Linked DNA regions of Mus musculus: region 1 is linked to region 2. A link is a loop called in an ENCODE intact Hi-C map of the cell type or tissue named here. Cell type or tissue: left cerebral cortex. All regions are shown on one strand. Region 1 has its middle 25 kb from the start of Cap1. Region 2 has its middle 11 kb from the start of Mycl.

Region 1 (2,500 bases), 74 kb before region 2:
TTTGTTGTGATGGGATGTCATCCTCTGACAAGAGGGGCTTTGAACCGTGACTGACAGCCCCACGGAGACAGTGTGCAGTGTGGGAAGGGCCTTCTCCAAAAGAAAGAGATAGAACGCTGATAGAGGAAAACAACAGATGTCCTCCGCATTCCAACTGCGGGTTGCCAAGCAACATCTTCCCACGTTTTAAAATACCATATACAAGTTTTAAAATGCTTCTGTCTAACATAATATGATTATTTCAAAGGCAAACAAAAGACACACTCAGCTCCTTCCAAAAAGACACAACCCGTGTCCAGCAATGGCATCCATCCCCAACCCCCACACACCCTGGGTCCCGTCATGATCCTCCTCCATCCCCGATCCCCACACACCCTGGGTTCCATCATGATCCTCCTCCTTAGAAATCTGTGGACAGACAACAAATTTAACCAACACACACACACACACACACACACACTATACACAACACACATAATTCTAAGATGAGAGAGGGATAATTACCTTTTTGGGGAGTGGTAGGGGACCTCGAGACAGGGTTTCTCTGTGTGGCCCTGACTGTTTTGGAGCTCGCTCCATAAACCAGGCTGGCCTCAAACTCAGAGATACACCTGCCTCTGTCTCCCAAGTGCTGGGATTAATGATGTCCACCACCGAGCTAACTGCCTTGTAAATATATATATATATAACTTTATGCATAGTATTATATGTAACTTACACTTCTACAAAAAAAAATGATACATAAAAGAAACGGTATGCTCCCCACTTACAGTCAGTCTTACCCCTAATATGTGTAGGTTTCATATGGTTGGTTGGTTGGTTGTTTAGTTCGGAGTTTGGATTTGTTTTCTTTTGTTTTGACCTGGGAAGGATGGGGGGGGGGTCTTTTTGGTGGAGGTAGGGGCTGGCCTGGAACTTTGTATGTAGACCAGACTGGCCTTGAACTCACAGAGATCCTCCTGATTCTGTCTCCAGATTACTGGAATTAAACACGTGTGCCACCACACCTGACTTTATTTTCGTTTTATGTTTTTGTTTGCTTGTTTGTTTTGTTGAAATTATACGATACCAGCGAAGGGGAATTGTTATCATATGTGCAGTGCTTATACAGGCCAGAAGAGGGCAGCAGATCCCTTGGAGCTGGAGTTACAAGTGGTTGCAAAGCTCCCTTCTCCCCCTCGTGTGGGTGCTAGGAACCTTACTTAGATCCTCTGGAAGAGCAACAAGCACTCTTGGCTATTGGGGTATCTCTCTAACCCCTCACCCTGGCATAATTCGGTCCTCCCATCCCCAGTCCATGCCATCTGGCCATTGGCTGGCCAGCACCTTATTTGGTTTAGTGTTTTGCCAGGTGGGCTGTGGAACTCAGCCATCAAAGTAGCTCGTAACGATTCCCACCCGCCTGATATCCACACCCTTGTGTAGTGTCCTCCCACCTGAAGTATACGCCAGAATATTTCCAGATGTTGGAATAGCATTGCTATCTGTTCTCTCATACTTACCACCCTGGATTTCAGTGCCGCACTCGCTCCGGACCCTGGAGATTTCGCTGTGTTATGAATCAATTCTGTACCTCTTGGCTTTTTAACCCATTGTGGCTAAGCATTCAGAACAATGACGTTTTCAGGTTATCTAATCTGCAGGGTCACTGACGTTGGAAGACTGTGTGTTCACTTTCCTATCTTCCGAGTAGAATGAAAACTCTGTACGATCAGGGAAGACACTCTCACAACTGTGCTCGGGTGACCTGGGACCCAGAGGCATTCATTTCATGGTTAGTGAGTGAATAAGAGAAACCAAGGACAGAAGAAGTGATGTGACTGTCATGTGCTGTCTTTTGCTGGAAAAAGGTAGTGGGCACTTTTTGTTTTGTTTTGCTTACACAGGAGATCATTACATTAATTAGTTTATTTTAATTTGAATAATGGAAAGGCACATAGAAGACTGCTGTCTGCCGGACACGATTCTCTTTCAGAGCTGCAGACACTTGATCCTTGAGACAAATATCATTGTTTAACCCACAAATAAAGAAATCTTGAGTTTACTTCTATTGATTGCTTTGTTTTGTTTGTTTTCTTAAGTCTGAGAAAGCTTCCAGGGGAAGTGGAATTTGGCTAGGCTGACTTAGTTTTGGTACTGACAGGACATAGATATCTACTTATTAGCGGAAAAGGAACAAAATTTACCTGCCCACATGTTCTTTGCATTGGTAATTATAGAGTCCACCCCTTGACTGAGTTGAAAATTTGAATTGTTTAGACTCACACCCCATACACTGGGGCATTTGAGCTGGTCAGTTTTATAATCAAAAGAAATTCCTGGGGCTGGAGAGATGGCTCAGCGGGTAAGAGTGCTCGCTGATCTTGCAAAGTCTGGGAGTTCAGTTCCCAGCACCCATGTCAGATCTCTGTAACTAAGGGAATCTGATGCTTCTGACCTCCACAGTTACCTGCAGACTTATGCACATACACACCCACACACAGACATCCATGCACACACC
Region 2 (2,500 bases):
GATGAGAGCTTTGCTTGGATGAACTCATTGTGCATACACAGAAGCCAGACCTGATGATAAACAAGTATTTACCTGGGTTGGAAAGATGACTCAACAGGAAAGGGTGCCTGTCTCCAAGTCTGTTCACCCGAGTTCAGTCAGTCCAGGATCTCACATGTCAGAAGGAGACCTCCTCAAGTCACATACCACACACACACACACACACACACACACACACACACACACACACACACGATTTTAAAAGGAGAGAGGTGAGATGGTGAGAATTCACCTTGTTTTCTGATCATGTTGCTAGCAGGTATCACAAGCTTCATTCCCACTTCAGTGTCTTATACTGCTGTGTTCTAAAGCCAGCGGGGAGACACAGGTAAAACTAGCTAACCCTGACCCTCAGGAAGCTCCCTGCCAGTGAGAGACTGTGTTCCATCGCAGGCAGAGAGATGGTGATGCTCCCTTCACCACTAGGCATGCTGAGTCTCTGGAGCAGGCTGCAGCTGTTACAGAGCCTGAGCCTGCAGCTAGCACCTTCAGGCCACGCTTGGACAATAGCACAGTGGTGGACACATCCAAGAGGCCCCCAACAGCAGGGCCTGATAACGTGGACCAGTCCCTCCACAGGGATATTTCTGAATGTGTCTCTGGTCAGAACTGGAAAAGCCCAGCCCCTCAGTACAACATCTGGGTGGAAAAGACCTAAACAGGGATGCAGGGATGTTATACCAGGTATTTAAAGCAATCTACGGTGGAGAGGAATCAGGAGTGAAGAACCCTGGTTTGTAGCATGTGTAGGTTTCCCTGAAGTAAATATTCTTTCATGGCCAACTTCAAGTTACCAGTTTTAAAGATAGACAATAGCATACTTCTCTATAATACCCCCTGTGTAACAGAGTGATGGTACCAGTAAAATATAGTAAGAAATGAAAAAATTATGTTTGCAGTCATTTTATCATTTATTTTGAGATAGGGTCTCATGGTCTGAGCCAGTCTTGAACTATGGATCTTCTTCCTCCCAAGGGCTGAGATTATAGGCATGTGCCACCATGCCTGCCTGCAGTCATTTTTCATTTGGTTGATTTAAGTGCAAGTTTGTATAGCCTAATTTTTAATGACTGTGGTTAACAACCCGCTCCCATGAGGTCTGAAAACGCAACCAGTGTCTCTCATCAAGCCGGTACAAGCCAGCTCCCACACAACACTGGGTTTACATCATTACTCAGGTCCTCAGCTGTGGATTGGATTGAGTGGCTTCTCCATCTCTCGAGCCTGGGTTTCCCTCTAGTGGACAGAATCATCATTTCCAAGTAACTGCAGCTGTGCCCAGAGCACAACACAGTACAGTCTCGAGGTTTACGTGACACGTGGTCAAGAGTTCCTTTTTTAAAAATAGACTTATTTATGTATCTCTACACATGAATGTATACACATAAAAAGTCCTTTCAAGAAAGACAATAGCCTGGCAGTGGTGGTGCATACCGTTAAATCCTAGCACTCAGGAGGCAGAGGCAGGCAGATCTCTGCAAGTTCGAGGCCAGCCTGGTCTACAGAGTGTGTTCCAGGACAGCCAGGGCTACACAGTGAAACTCTGTCTAGGAAAAAGTAGGAAGGAAGGAAGAAAGGAAAGAAGGAAGGGAGGAAGGAAGGAGAGAGGGAGGGAGGGAGGGAGGGAGGGAGGGAGGGAGGGAGGGAGGAGAAAGGAAGGAAGGAAGGAAGGAAGGAAGGAAGGAAGGAAGGAAGGAAGGAAGAAGGGAAGGAAGGAAGACCAATAGCTTCTCAATTGTCTGGAAGTACTACACACCTGGGATTCCATCTCTGTGAATGGCATTATCTCCAGGATTTCTTATCAGCTGGAGAAATGGCTCAGTGCATAAAGCTTTTACCATATTGTGAGGTCAGGAATTCAGATCCCTGGAACCCACATAAAGTAGCGTGTATCTGTATTCCCAGAACATCAACAATGAGAAGGAAGGTAGAAAGAAGTGAAGTCCTGGAAGCCCAAAGGCCAGGTAGGTAGTCTGGGTTAAATACAATCATATGCAACAAAGAGACCCTATCTTAAAGAAGACAGAAGGTGAAAACTGACACTCAAGGTCATCTCTGACCTCCATACACATGCCATGCCTCATACACATACACACATACACATCATACACATACATCATACAAACACACACACATACATACAACATACACATCATACAAACACACACAAACACACATACACAAATTATACACATACACAGATAAACACACACATACATATACAAATCATACACACGTACACACGTCACTCATATACATACACTTACACATACAAACATACATCATACACACATCGCTCACACACATACAAACATACATCATACACACATTGCTCACACACATACAAACATACATCATACACACATCACTCACACACATACAAACATACATCATACACACATCACTCACACACATACACAAACATCACACACACACACACACACACACACATACATGCACT

What was found. A loop is a pair of places that touch in the nucleus more often than their neighbours do. Peaks named below come from ENCODE experiments on the same cell type or tissue, not always from the same donor. Only the 100,000 strongest peaks of a DNase experiment are listed, where the experiment ranks them.
Region 1: a loop joins it to region 2, with 4 times the contacts of the local background. A loop is called at or near these places in 26 of 42 quality-filtered maps.

What each region holds. Positions count from the first base shown.
Region 1 is chr4:122,909,633-122,912,132 of GRCm38, forward strand. No RefSeq gene overlaps it. Among named protein-coding and RNA genes, the nearest start is that of Cap1, 25 kb to the left of the region's middle. In left cerebral cortex, a CTCF peak has its summit at 1,111 (motif pointing right); DNase peaks (open chromatin) are centred at 147 and 1,196; H3K4me3 peaks cover 301 bases; H3K27ac peaks cover 379 bases.
Region 2 is chr4:122,984,022-122,986,521 of GRCm38, forward strand. No RefSeq gene overlaps it. Among named protein-coding and RNA genes, the nearest start is that of Mycl, 11 kb to the right of the region's middle. In left cerebral cortex, a CTCF peak has its summit at 1,273 (motif pointing left); a DNase peak (open chromatin) is centred at 1,251.